2 separate regions of the Homo sapiens genome follow, and region 1 is linked to region 2. Evidence: read pairs that join two places in POLR2A ChIA-PET (ENCODE). Cell type or tissue: endothelial cell of umbilical vein. All regions are shown on one strand. Links, peaks and the distances in the headings refer to the core of each region. The heading gives the core; the rest is flanking DNA.

Region 1 (7,644 bases), core at 1,742-6,741, 1.5 Mb after region 2:
TACTGAGACTCAGTCTCAAAAAAAAAAAAAAAAAAAATTTAAACACCAACCATGCAAAGACTGATCAAAATAAAGTAGGCTTTAGGGCAAGCAGCATTACTAGAAATAAGGAAAGACACTGGGTAACGTTAATATTCTCAATTCGCCAAGAAGATATAACAATTCTAAGTTTGTGTGTTGCTGATAAACATAGGCTCAAAATATATAAAGCAAAAAATAGTCCGAATTCCAAGGAGACAAATCTATGATTATAGCAGAAGTTATGTCTGTCAGTAACTGTTAAAAGAAGCATATGCAAAATTAGTAAGCAATAGATCTGAACCACTGGATAAGCAAACTTTAACCAAATGGACATATATAGAATAGTGCACCCACAACTGCAGATCCCAGATTCTTTTCAAGTATACATGGAATGTTTATGAAATGCTCGGCAATATAGCAAGTTCCAACAAATTTCAAGTGATGTAAATCATACAGAGTACATTCTCAGACAATGATGCAATTAAGCTGGAAAATAAGAATTTTAAAAATTAGGAAATATCTACATGTTCAGAAACTATACATATACTTGTAAATAACTCACATTTTTTAAAAAGATCACAATGGGAATTAGAAAATATTTTAAACTGATAGTTCATAAAAATATTACATCCTCAAAAATGAGATGCAGCTAAAGCCATACTTCAATGGAAGGTTTTTAATTAAAGTATTTTTAATGCCTGTATTAGAAAATAAGAGAGACTGAAATAAGAATAAACAAAGTACTCTTGTTGAGAAATTAGAAAAAACATCTAATTAAGCACAAAGAAATGAAAACATAGGCTAAAGTTAATTCTTTGAGAAGCCCAATAAAATTAAGCCCCTGGTAAGTCTATTTTTTTTTTCTTTATGGAGATGGAATCTCTCTGTGTCGCCCAGGCTGGGGTGCAGTGGCACAATCTTGGCTCCCTGCAACCTCTGCCTTCCAGGTTCAGGCGATTCTCCTGACTCAGCCTCCCGAGTAGCTGGGACTACAGGCACGTGCCAACACATCTGGCTAATTTTTTGTATTTTTAGTAGAGATGGGGTTTCTTTTTTTTCTCTCTTTTTTTTTTTTTTTTTTTTTTTGAGAAGGAGTCTCGCTGTGTCCCCCAGGTTGGAGTGTAGTGGCGCGATCTCAGCTCACTGCAAGCTCCACCTCCCGGGTTCACGCCATTCTCCTGCCTCAGCCTCCCAAGTAGCTGGGACTACAGGTGCCCGCCAACACGCCCGGCTAATTTTTTGTATTTTTAGTAGAAATGGGGTTTCACCGTGTTAGCCAGGATGGTCTCGATTTTCTGACCTCATGATCCGCCCATCTCGGCCTCCCAAAGTGCTGGGATTACAGGCGTGAGCCACCGCGCCCGGCTAGACGGGGTTTCACCATGTTAGCCAGGATGGTCTTGATCTCCTGACGTCGTGTTCCGCCCGCTTCGGCCTCTCAAAGTGCTGGTACTGGCGTGAGCCACCGTACCTGGCTTTTTTTTTTTTTTTTTTGACACAGTTTCACTGTGTTGCCCAGGCTGGAATGCAGTGGTGCGATCTTGGCTCACTGCAGCCTCCGCCTCCCAGGTTCAAGTGATTCTCATGCCTCAGCTTCCCAAGTAGCTGGGATTACAGGCGTGTGCCACTATGCCCAGCTAATTTTTGGTGAAATCCCGTCTCTGCTAAACATACAAAAAATTAGCTGGGCGTGGTGGTGCATGCCAGTGGTCCCAGCTACGGCGGAGGCTGAGGCACAAGAATTGCTTGAATCCGGGAGGCAGAGGTTGCATTAAGCAGAGATCACTCCCCTGCACTCCAGCCAGGGGCAAAAGAGTGAGACTTTGTCTCCAAAAAAAAGAAGAAAGACACCTAACCTCTACAAAGAAAAATTAATTCCAGGTGGGTTGTAGATTTAAATATGTAAGAAAAAAATATAAAGCTCCTAAAACAGTACAAATCAAGAGAAAATGAAAGTATTCTATGATCTGTGCTTTAATACAGGCAACTGAGGAATTTTTTAATTTTTTTTTAAAGACAGAGTCTTGCTCTGTTGCCAGGCTGGAGTGCAGTGGCGCAATCTCGGCTCACTGCGACCTCCACCACCCGGGTTCAAGCGATTCTCCTGCCTCAGCCTCCTGAGTAGCTGGGACTACAAGCACACGCCACCATGCCCAGCTAATTTTTGTGTTTTTAGTAGAGACGGGGTTTCACCATGTTGGCCAGGATGGTCTCGATCTCTTGACCTCGTGATCCGCCCCCCCCCCCCCATCCCCCTGCCATGGCCTCCCAAAGTGCTGGGATTACAGGCGTGCACCACTGCACCTGGCTTTTGTTTCATTTTAATTCATTTCTGTTTAAGTAGTCACAGATGGCCACCATATTGGGTACCACAGAACTAGGAGATAATATTAAAATATCTTTGTGACCTGAAGGTAGGAAAGAATTATTAAACAGGACACAAAAATCAATAACCAAAAAGAAGAAAAAAATTAAGAAGTTTGACTGCATTAAAATTAAGAAATTGTGTACACTACAAAACATTAAAAGAGTGCAATGTCATGTCACAAGTGGAAAAGGATATTTACAGCATGAATAACAAAGGACTGAGATCTAGAATATATAAAGGATTCTTACATATCAATAAGGAAAAAAAAGAACCCAAAAGAAAACCAGATAAAAGCCATTAACAGGCAATGCACCAGAAAAGATATCCAAATGACCGATAAAGGTGTTTGAAACTGCTCAACCTCACTCATAAGCAAATAAATACAAATTAAAATCGTGATGAGATAGCAGCACACACCCAGCAGAAGGGCTTAAATTAAAAAGGCTGACAATACAGAGAGATGGTTAGGATGTAGGGCAATGGAATCTCAAATACAGCTGGGTCAAGTTTGGATTGGTATAACCACTTTGGAAAACTGTTTGGCAGTATCTACTGACGTTGAACATCCTCTGTAACCCAGCAATTTCACTCCAGGAAATATATGAACTTGTACCTCAAAAGACATGAGTATTTGTATTAGAATATTCTATAAGTATTTGTAGCAGTATGAATCATAATAGCCAAAAGTTGGGGGCAGACCCAGATGTACCTCAGCAGTGGAATGAGCAAACTTCTACATTCATACTGTGAATTACCCCACAGCAGGCAAGGAATAGTGGCTCAGGCCTGTAATCCCAGCACTTTGGGAGGCCTAGATGGGCCAATCACTTGAGGCCAGGGGTTCAAGCCCAGCGTGGCCAACATGGCAAAACCCCATCTCTACACAAAAATTAGCCAGGCATGGTGGCGCACACCATGCTAATCCCAGCTACTCAGGAAGCTGACACAGCAGAATTGCTTGAACCCAGGAGGTGGAGGCTGCAATGATCTGAGATCACACCACTGCACTCCAGCCTGGACAACAGAGCAAGACCCCGTCTCAAAAAACAAAAGGCAAACAAAATTAAACTACAGCATTGACAGACACATGCTTAGCAAGGAGACAATTGCCATAAAATTTAGGACTGTGGTTGCCTCTAAAAGGAGGTGGGAAGCATGAGTGAGGGTTCGAGTTGCTCATGATGGTACATGTCTTGACCTGATGTTCTGTGACATGGCTCTTTGCTGTGTGATAAAACAATGAGCTATCTCTGTTTCATACACTTTTCTGTAGTGTGTTATATTTCACAATAAGAAAAGGCTAAAAGAAAACAGACTGGCACGGTGGCTCACACCTGTAATCCCAGCACTTTGGGAGGCCGAGGCAGATGGATCATGAGGTCAGGAGTTGAAGACCAGCCTGGCCAAGGTGATGAAACCCTGTCTCTACTAAAAATGCAAAAATTAGCCGGGCGTGTTGGCGGGCACCTGTAATCCCAGCTACCCGAGAGGCTGAGGCAGAGAATTGCTTGAACCCCGGAGGCAGAGGTTGCAGTGAGCCAAGATCTCACCACTGCACTCCAGCCTGGGTGACAGCGAGACTCCATCTCAATAAATAAATAAATAAATAAATAAATAAATAAATAAATATTCAGCTGGGCGCGGTGGTTCACGCCCGTAACCCCAGCACTTTGGGAGGCCAACGCGGGGTTGGCCAAGGTTAGGAGATCAAGAACATCCTGACTAACACCACTGAAACCCATCTCTACTAAAAATACAAAAAACTAGCTGGGCATGGTGGCACGTGCCTGTAGTCCCAGCTACTCGGGAGGCTGAGGCAGGAGAATAGCTTCAACCCAGGAGGCAGAGGTTGCAGTGAGCTGAGATCAAACAACTGCACTTCAGCCTAGGTGACAGAGCAAGACTCTGTCTCAAAAAAAAAAAAAAAAATAAAAATTTAAAACTCAGTGGATATGTTTGACAAAAAAGCAGCTCTGTATTTTTCTCCTTCCTAATGAAAGCAGGAACCTTTCTAAAAGGAAGTAGTAGAAGTTTGCAGCATTTCTGGCCTCCCAAACATATCCAGTGGCTGTTTCTGGCTTCTCAGTTCACTTTTGAATCCCCTACTTTTCCTTCTCTCTCCTAGTCAGATGTGTTCTGTGTGTGTGTGTGTGTGTGTGCATGAGTGTGTGAATGCATGAGTGTGTGAATGCATGTATGTGTGAACGTGTATTTGTGTGTGGATGAGTGTGTGTGAATGTTTACGTCTGTGTGTTTGCGTGTGTTTGTGAACATGTATGTGCTAACGTGCTTGTGTTTGTGAACATGAGAGTATGTGAGACTGTGTGTGTGTGTGTGAATGAGTGTGTATGTGTGTGTGCGCACAGGCGCCTGTGTGGCTCAGCCTTGGCCCTTGGCTCTCTGGCTTCTGCAGGCTCTCCCACGGAGCACCCTCTGCTGACTCTGCAGCCCCGCAGGCCTTCCTCGAACAGTCCATGACAGGAAGCCAGGCTTCCTGGGGTCCTGAGTCAGCAGAGCAGGAAGGAAACAAAGGCCTCAGAACCGCAGAAGAGAAAGAAGGCAGCCTGAAGACAGAAGGCGACCCTCTGAAGACAGGTCTAGAGACTTAACGTATGATGTTCCTGGAGTCCTGTTGCCTGTAAGGGAAGCACAAACCCTGAGTTGCACTGTGTCCTCTGACCTGTCTGATCCCAGGCAAGCTCCTCGGCCTCTCTCTGCTACAGTTTCTTTGCCTGTGAAACAGGGATAATAAAATAGCCTTTCCATGGGCTGAGCACGGTGGTTCACACCTGTAATCCCAGCACTTTGGGAGGCCAAGGCGGGTGGATCACGAGGTCAGGAGTTCAAGACCATCCTGGCCAACACAGTGAAACCCCGTCTGTATTAAAAATACAAAAACTAGCTGTGCATGGTGGTGCGTGCCTGTAGTGCCAGCTACTCAAGAGGCTGAGGCAGGAGAATTGCTTGAACCCGGGAGGTAGAGGTTGCAGTGAGCCGAGATCGCGCCACTGCACTCCAGCCTGAGCAACAGAGTGAGGCTTCGTCCCAAAAAAAAAAAAAAAAAAAAAAAAAACAATAGCCTTTCCAGGGACTGTGGGATTACAGGCTTCTCAAACCTCAGCTTGGATAGAGTAAGTCTACAGAAGATTAGCTCTTACTACTTCAACGGTTTTAAAACAGGGAATGTTAAATACCCACTTATTTTCTTCCTGCCTTTTAGCTCCCACGTTTCAATTGAAACTAATATCGAACAAGCAAACAAAACAAATCAGAAACCCCCTGGTAGCCAGGGTTTGGCATTTGTGATTAATCTACAGGAGATCAGTACTAAAATAGGATATTATGTCTGAGGACATTTTCATCCTAGGTCCTACTGCAACTCGAATGGCACTTAGGCTCCACAAGACCAACTTCCTATTTCTACATCAGTGAAGGTTCGGAGTGGAGCTTTTCATTCAGCAAAGACAGCAGGAAGCACAGGGTTCGGTGATGAATTCTCACGTGGTGAGCGTGGTCTCCAGAGGTGTTAAGATGTTGTGGGAAAGCAGAAAGCACCAGGTTTAGAGGTGACTTAGACCTTGGTCCACGAGACCTTTGGCTAACTACTGAATCTGGCCCTTCTTATCCATCAAAGGGAAACACTGGACTACATGGTCTAAATTTCCTTCACCTCAATAAGTAAGGGTTTCACTCTTCTAACAAAAGAAAGAAAGAGGGTCAGGTGCAGTGGCTCACACCTGCAATCCTAGCACTTTGGGAGGACGAGGCAGGCGATCACCTGAGGTCAGGAGTTCAAGACCAGCCTGGCCAACATGGTGAAACCCCATCTCTACTAAAAATACACAAATTAGCTGAGCGTGGTGGCGGGTGCCTGTAGTCACAGCTACTCGGGAGGCTGAAGCAGGAGAATGGCTTGAACCCAGGAGGCGAAGGTTGCAGTGAGCCAAGATCACACCACTGCACTCCAGCCTGGGTGACAGAGCAAGACTCCCTCTCAAAAAAAGAGAGAGGGAAGGAGGGGTAGAGGGAAGGAGGGGTAGAGGGAGGGAGGGAGGGAAAGAGAGAAAAAGAAGGAAAGAGAGAGGCCAGGCATGGTGGCGCACACCTGTAATCCCAGCACTTCGGGAGGCCGAGGCAGGTGGATCACAAGGTCAGGAGTTCGGGACCAGCATGGCCACTATGGTGAAACCCCATCTCTACTAAAAATACAAAAAAACAAATTAGCCGGGCGTGATGGCGCATGCCTGTAATCCCAACTACTCGGGAGGCTGAAGCAGGAGAATTGCTTGAACCCAGGAGGCAGAGGTTGCAGTGAGCCGAGATCGCGCCACTGCACTCCATCCTGAGGGACAGAGCGAGACTCTGTCTCAAAAAAAAAAAAAAGAAAAGAAAAGAAAAAAGGAGGAGGGAGAGAAGAAAGGAGAGCGAGTGATGAAGATTTTGGCTAAGAACCAGCTATGAAGAAAAAAAAAAAAGTATCCCCTAAAGTCTTTCTTCTTACAAAACAAAGTGTGTTTTAATTATAAGTCAAATTTCACTTTAAAGGAAGAAAATAACCCTTAGGCATTTTCTGTTCTAGTTAATTTAACTTTAATTTTTGTCTCCAGCAGGTACCTCTTCAGTAGAAAAATTCAATAAGGTTTCTGACACTTTCTACCTATGGGCCAGTTACATACAGAAGAGAAAACTGAAACTGAAAACTGGTTTGTCATTTTTACAGAAAGTCACTGCAAAGAAGGAGAATTCCAAGTGCAAATGACTTGAGTACGTAATTCTTTTGTGCCATTTCTGTTACTATAGGGTTAATCCAGTATGAAGAAAGTGACAAAGGGCAGCATTTATTTTTATGGATTCCACATTATAACCAAGTACTTGGCAACCTGCCCTCTCATATGTTGCGAAACAAAAATGTTGCTTTCAGTGTGTTTTTAATAGGCCAAGCAGTTTGTTTGATCACAGTGGTCGGGTATACACTCAGAGACGCCAGAACATTCTCATTGCGTTTTCACTGCTTTGGTTAACATCTTGGTCTCCTGTCCGCACTCTAAAGAACCATTTGAGGACTCAGGGGAGTCATGTCCTGGGAGTGACTATGGGTCCTAGGCCACAGCCCCCACTCTCTCAGCCTAAACCACTCAAAGGCACTCAGATCCGGATTTGCAAAATATTTTGCAAAACTTGCAAAAACCCCACCAGTTTTAGATTTTGAAATTGTTGGCACAGGCAACCGTCTACAATCATGAAATTCTCATGAG
Region 2 (7,644 bases), core at 1,340-6,339:
AAGCAGAGATTAGATAATTAGGTACTGTATAGAGAACCATCAGAATTAGGTGAAATCAAGACCTGTCTCTGAAGCTGCTAGAGCTGAATTTTCTCTGACCTGCACATGTACCCCTGAACTTAGATGTTTGAAAAAAGGAATAGAAGCTATATACCAAAAGAGGGTACTGTTAAGTCAGAACATATGGCTGGCACTGATATGTTTTAGTAGTGGGTATTTAAAAAAAATATTTCATGGAGGAAATTGCCTATACCAAAGATTATATAACTTCCTTAGTAATCTAGAAGGTACTGTTAATTCATTTTTAGTAATCAAGAAAATACACGATTGAACACCTCTTTTTAGCTGGACGCCTAGTGGGCACTGAGGATGTAGCCATGTCCAAATCGAAGCTCCTGTCTACAGAAAGCTTACCCTGCACTGGTGGGGGGCGAGGGAGGGGGCACACACAATAAACATATAGACCAATAACGGAGTAACAGAGGGATGCATGAAATATGAAATAATAACCCAGAGTAAGAGAGTGGAGGGTGAAGATAGCTCATTTCTTTTTAGCACTGAATAATATTCCATTGTTTGGGTAGTACAGTTTATTTACCCATTCATTTATTCAGAAAACCAAATACCGCATGTTCTCACTTATAAGTGGGAGCTGAATGATGAGAACACATGGACCCATGAGGGAGAACAACACACAATGGGGCCTGTTGGAAGGTGGGGAGTGGGAGAAGGGAGAGCATCAGGAAGAACAGCTAATGGATGCTGGGCTTAATACCCAGGTGATGGGATGATCTGTGCAGCAAACTACCATGGCACATGTTTACCTATGTAACAAACCTACACATCCTGCGCATGTACCCCTGAACTTAAAAGTTGGAAAAAATAAACAAAAAATAAAAACTAAAAATGTCTTCCTCTAATTCCTACAAGAACTCACACTTTATCTCACATATTCTCTCTCTCTCTGCCCTTGAGGCAACAGGTGGCAAACTTACCTAAATCTGCTTTGCTAATACTTTGAACATAGACACATTTTCCTTTATTTCTCAGCCTTACTTAGTCCATCATTTATGAAAACTGGATCTAAAATTGAGATAAATCTGTACCCTCTAGGTTTGTTAATATATTCTTCTGCTCCAATAATTGTTCTACAGAAAAATAGCATTTGTGTATTCCTGGAAAAGTTCTTCTGGAAAGGATAATCTTTGTTGTACAATAATCCTAACTTCATTACCTTTCTCTTATTCCTTCAGTTTGACCTATATCTTATTTCTCTGTGAGTGCCCCCATTCTACTCTCCATAGCTACGAAGCAGTGATTATGGAAAAGAACTATTCCTGATGAAACAAAAAGAATGATAGTTTTCTTGAATAATTCAGATATTCTCTTTCCACTGAAACTTCTGTCTATTCAACATTTATGGAATGCCTGCTATATTCTAGGTAGTCTTCCAGGCACTGGGGATACAGCAGTGAACAAAACGGGCAAAATTTCTGTTGTCATAGAAGTTACACTCCGATGGGGAGTAATAAAAAGCTGTATTGGCATGTATAGTCTTCTGTTGTAGGGTAAACTCACTTAAGGCCATATTCTTAATAATCATTTTCATCTTTGTACGCATCCCCATGACAAAATATTTCGCAAACCATAGAAAAAGGATAAATATTCATTAAAAGAATAGACAAATGATCTGTTTCATAGCTTCAATCTTTCTCCTTCCACTGGCTCATTTCCTTTGCCAAATCTGAAGACAGAATAAGCTACTTCTCAAGCTGCTTTCTCCTTCTTTCCTTTCCTTCCCTCTATAATGCATTTAAAGGTTAGTCTGTGCCTACAATTTCTACTCTCTAATTTCTCCACATCCCACCACTTTACTGAAATTGGTTTACTGAGGGTCACCAATTACCTACAGGAAACTCCCCCTGGCGAAACTCTCAACTTCTCTAATTTCAGAAAAATATTTCCCATTGCCTACTAGAAAGCTCCAAATGGGTATCCTGATGGCATTAAACATGTGAACTCCATCATTTTCTCCTTCGAATGTACCTTTCCTCTATGCTCCCTCTGTAGGTTGATGGACGGCATGACAACCTTGGACACCCTCCTCAAGTCTCCCTTTCCTTTCCACCCACACCCAGTCAGGAATCGCACCTGCGGCTTCTACCGTCTCCCCTTCCACCACCACTGCCTTAGTCCAAAACCTGTGTCACTTCCCAAGACAACTGCAATAGTCTTTCAACCAGTGTTCCCTTTCAACAATAACAGTGGTCACTTAGAATGTGAGATCCACAAGGGTGGGGACTGTGATCTGTTTTGTTCATTGATATATTCCAAGTACATGGAACAGTATCTGACACAAGGCAGGTATTCAACAAACGTGTTGAAAGAACGAATAAACTAAGTGCTAGGCATATAAAGCCCTTTAATATATACTCTCTCATTTGATCAACACAAAACCTATGAGGCTGGGATTGTCATCCTTATTTTATAGATGGCAACACTGTCACTTGGTAAGCTGTCCTAGTCACAGAGCTCATAATAGTGGGAGGTAGGATTTGAAGCCAGGTCAGCCAGTCTCACTCTGAAACACCAGCTCATGATCACACTACTAACTGTCTAAACCACTGAGATTCTTAAAAATTGGTTATTATGATTAAAGGGGTAGCTACTATTTAATGAATTCTTACTAGGTGCCAAGGCTTTGCATAATTACTTCACCAATTACAATTCTACAGGAGAGGTATTACCCCATTTTACAATTATGTAACCTGAGGCTCAGTGAGTTTAAGCAACTTGTCAAAGAACAGTAAGCTATAAAGCAGGAATTCAGACTCCAAAATTCTAGACTACCCCTGGTTTCTTACAAGTACTATACTAGAATTATTTCTCTAAAACTCACCATTTTGGCTGGGCACAGTGGCTCATGCCTGTAATTCCAGCAGTTCAGGAGGCTGAGGCAGGAGGATCACTTGAGGTCAGGAGTTCAAGACCAGCCTGGCCAACATGGCAAAACCTCTTCCCTACCAAAAGTACAAAAATTAGCTGGGCATGGTGGTGCGCACCTGTAATCCCAGCTACTCAGGAGGCTGAGGCATAAGAATCGCTTGAACCCAGGAGGCAGAGGTTGCAGTGAGCTGAGATCACGCCACTGCACTCCAGCCTAGGCGACAGAGTGAGGCTCTGTCTCGAAATAAATAAATAAATAAATAATAAAAAATAAAACTTACCATTTTATTCCACTAAAAAATCTTCAATGGTGCCTAATCCACAAAAAATAAGGCCCAACCCCCTGAGTAAGGCATTTAACACTGTTCACACTTCGGTAATTAGCTCTCATTTACCCATTTCAGGTAGAGTTTGCCCTGGCCACACGGGGTCTGCCCTTTGAATGTTTTCTGGGCCTCTATATTCTTCCTCGAGTGCTCCCAACAGTTAGAAAGCCTTTGCCACTTGTTCCAGCCCATCCTAGAAGAACCAGTTAAAGTTACATCTCTCCCAAGCTTTCTCAGATTCCACCACTGAGAATGATGAATTCTGCTTTCCCCTTGATTACATGAGCCCTGTGTACCTCTAATGATGGCTTCTGTAACAGTTTGTCTGTAGCAGTTATGTAGATATGTTTGTCTTCCTTTATTAGACTACGATTCCTCAGAACACAGGAACCTTCTCTGAAACCCTTATAAGATTAGCACAGTTCTTTGTGCAAAATCAACCACTGCAGCCTGCCGAATGAACTGAGAGAATGGCCTGGGGCTCATCTGTTGCAGGTAGGATAATACATCAACTCTGTATATGAGGGTATTTTTCTTTTGTACTCATTGATCATTACTTTAAAAATTAGCAAACAATACTTAAGCAATATAAACATTTAAATTTCTTCTACGTAGAAATCAGATACTAAACTCTATTTTTTAAAAAACCTCACTGAAGCGGGAAGATCCCTTGAGCTGAGGAATTCAAGGCTGCAGTGAGCTCTGATTGACCCTGACTCTAAAAGCAAAACAAAAACAAAAATGCCTCAAACACCTCATACAGTTTGAAAATATCAGTTAAAGTCGAATATTGTAAAAATGTATGTGTCTTTAATATTGGTGCCTTGGTCATTCATTATATTAATAATATCTTGGGTTGGGCATGGTGGCTCACGCCTGTAATCCCAGCACTTTGGGAAGCTGAGGTGGGTGGACTGATTGAGTCCAGGAGTTCAAGAGCAGCCTTGGCAATATGGTAAAACCCCATCTCTACAAAAAAAAAAAAAAAAAAAAAGACAAGAAAAAAAATTAGCTGGGCTTGGTGGTGCACACCTGTAGTTCCAGCTGCTTGGGAGCCTGAGGTAGGAGGAACACCTGAGCCTGGGGAAGTCGAGGATGGAGTAAGCTGTGATTGTGCCACTGCACACCAGCCTGAGTGATGGAGTAAGACTCTGTCTCAAAAACAACAACAACAACAACAACAACAACAACAAAACCCATCTTTGATAGCCATCATGGTATGTACCATGATATTCATTTGGATATTAAGACTGATGATCAGTACCACAGATTTCATATTCTTCTGTTCCCATTCCTTGGCTTCCACAAGAGTGACTGGTTCTGCTGGAGCAGCATAACATCTGGAGTCATACACTCACCACCCAAGCCCGGACACAACTTGTTGATATTCATCTGCAAAGGGATTGTTGAGATGTCCACTGATTACAATGGTAGCTTCTGGACATAGATGCATCTTCTAGTACCCAGTACCAGCATCTAACCCTGGCTCATTTGTTACTGCCTGTTTGCTAGCTTATTCTTGAGTACTTAAACAGTTTGTTTACCATTTGGGAGGATAAAGATACCTGCTGATCTCTTAGGCTGTCATACCTACCTCACTAGCATGTTTGTTTATCCTATCTGCAAATTCAGCTTATGATTTTCCTTCATCAAAATGTCTTGCTTTTCCTGTATGACCTTGACTCCAATGTCATGCTGACAGACATGAGTCATGTTTCCAGTTTCAAAATATCACTTGATTATAAAAATGTCCAGTAGCTTCATACCACACACCTGAATAGTTTAGAAAGGAAGACACGGCAGTTCAAGGAAGGCTCATTGACTTTCTTCATTGAATCTGGTTAAGTTTGAAGAGGATTAAGTCATTTTTTAAGCCCAGTTGAAAGCTGGTTCAGTGCTTATGCTAGTCACCTCTTCTATCCACTTGTGAAAATCTTCTTTTGCCTGACAATCATATTTAATCTTGTTCTTGACCCTGATAAATCAGTGGAGGGACCCTTCATGTAGAGTATCATTGTGGTTCTAGTAGTGGGGGAGGCTGCACACGCATGCGAGGGTCTCTGATGCTACTGGCTAAAGTGGAAACTGGTGGGAGATGCTGGCATCTTACTTGCATAGCGCCCCCTGGAGATGACTGGGTGGTATATGAGTGTGGGCCTCAGTCATATGGTCTAGCTGAGTTTGCAGAGCTTCAAGGTCCCTTCTGGAATCCCACTGGTTTTCCATCACTATGGTTCTCAAGAAAATGCCCCCAGCCCTCTACACTCCTTAGAGCTTTAGGAATTGTCAGCCTATGACCCTGATCAATGGAGAGTTACCTCCTGATCTCCTCTCCAGGTATTTAGTCATAAAAAAAACACATTATATATTTATAACTTCAAAAATTTGAAACCTATTATCTTCTCATATGTATCTGAGTGAAATATTCTTTATCTGAATTAGTGTATACTGGGGAAAGGCTAGCTGGCTGGCTGGCTTCTAAGAATACTCAAGCACCTTTTCTGAAGTCATCAGTAAGATCCACCATGCATCATAATCTGGTTCCCCATTTTTGTACAAAAATTCAATGTTGTGAGTACCCCTGTGTGGTTATTTTAAAAGACTGACTCACGGACTAAAGTTATAGTAGACCTAGGTTCTAGGGATATCTCCCTACTCTCCTATGTTCTACTCATTATTCAATTTCATTTAGATTTGCACATCACCTTGCTTGCATTCTAAACCAGCCTGATGACATGCTTAATACCTGTTATTTGTCACAAGCACTGATCTCCAGTACTATAATCGCAGAACAGAATTTGGAAAAATCCGAGAATTTTTACTGTCTCTTGTTTAGAAAGGTTATAGTTAATTGCTTTAGAATCCAAAGCTACTGACATCCTTGAAGTGCTTTTCTGATGAACTATGTGACCATGGTTTTCAATCCACTAAAAAATTAAGAGCAAATAAAATTCTACATGAAAATGCATTAGGAACCAGAATTTGTTCCGGAGTGCTTTAGTGAATCTTAATTTTTATTAATGACCGAAAGCCTTCAGAATATTAAAATACACAAAAAATGAACTAACTCATTTACTAGCCAAAGAGGCAGAAACCAAATGTTTGAATTTCCTTGACTGGTCAAAGGTATAATACACATATTTTACCCTAAATTAGACTCAAAAGTTGTTCCCTTCCACTTGGTTTAAAAGGTTTAAGTATATGATAATGTAGTATTTAATTCTCTAGTGTTACTTCCCTTTTATTTTGAGGTGAAATTAAGAGAAAATATTTTCTAGGCAAAAAATTTCCTGAATAAGGTGTATTTTCTTTCCCCTCCAATTCTGAAACAAATCTGTGGCTAACAAGAATATCTACCAATAGAAACACTTTCCTCTTGACAGCTTAAAGAAGCTTCCAATGCTGGGATACGGAGCTGGGAATGTAAGCTGGCACCGGATCCTCTACCTTACCCACATACATCTCATTGTTGGTTATATCTCATGTCTGTCTCCCACTCAATTCTGGGGCTTCAGGGTCAACAATTCAGGGTTTTAGTCAAATCAAGGGGTCACAGGCCAAGAAACTGGATTTCATTTTGGATGCAGTGGGATGGGGAAGAGGTCTGTGAGCAGGGAATAAAATGAATAGAAGTCCAGTTGGGAAGATGAATCCTCTGGCACTGTGGAGAATGATCCAGAAGAGCAGAGGAGACAACTGTGGCAATAGTCAAAGAGCACTGCTGCCCTTAGGCAAGTCCTAAAGCAACTACAGTTCTGAGGAGGCAAAGGCAGTGAAAAGGGGCTATCTCAGCCTTGTGCCTCTTTCTGAAACAGAAAGCCACATTGACGCAAGTCAAACAACTGAACAAAAGGAAATAACTAAACAAAAGGTAATAATCCTTTATGCACCATCTACCTTTCTACCCTTCTACCATTGCTCACACACACACTGGCACCCACACACTGTCACATTCACAAATGGATTTTTCTATAGTTGTTTTATGTTTAAAATTTTTTAAGTTTGGGTATATTTCTCAGAGTACATCTAGAAAAAATGCAAGATGATGTATTAAGAGATTTATATAAACTACAGGTGAGTCATACATAATTCCTCGGAAACTAAGAATAAGAAACTTGTCCTCTGAACATGAAATCAGTTTCTCACATGTTCTTCTGCTTCTTGATAGACTCTTTTTCAATATTACTAACTGCCTTTTCTTCCATAGCCATCTCTTTAAAAAACTGAGATATAACTCATTTACCACAAAACACACCTTTTAAGAGTATACATTTTAATGGTTTTTACTGTATTCTTAAAGTTGTACAACCATCACCACAATCTGATTCTGATTTTTTTTTTCACTACCCAAAAAGGAAATCAATAGCCATCA

Evidence for each region. Peaks named below come from ENCODE experiments on the same cell type or tissue, not always from the same donor. Only the 100,000 strongest peaks of a DNase experiment are listed, where the experiment ranks them.
Region 1: POLR2A ChIA-PET joins it to region 2 with 6 read pairs; 2 of 35 experiments call an interaction of 5 or more read pairs at or near these places.

Annotation. Positions count from the first base shown.
Region 1 is chr17:67,253,162-67,260,805 of GRCh38, forward strand. It overlaps HELZ-AS1 (HELZ antisense RNA 1), which reads left to right. Exons shown (of 4, transcript NR_136398.1): 2 at 5,757-5,893; 3 at 6,997-7,153. Among named protein-coding and RNA genes, the nearest start is that of HELZ, 12 kb to the left of the region's middle. In endothelial cell of umbilical vein, for the core only: no CTCF peak of the experiment used is centred there; a DNase peak (open chromatin) is centred at 4,860; H3K27ac peaks cover 398 bases.
Region 2 is chr17:65,792,625-65,800,268 of GRCh38, forward strand. All of the region lies in intron 21 of CEP112 (centrosomal protein 112), which reads right to left. It also overlaps the pseudogene LOC100419102. Among named protein-coding and RNA genes, the nearest start is that of AXIN2, 230 kb to the left of the region's middle. In endothelial cell of umbilical vein, for the core only: CTCF peaks have their summits at 2,060 and 5,371 (motif pointing left); no DNase peak of the experiment used is centred there.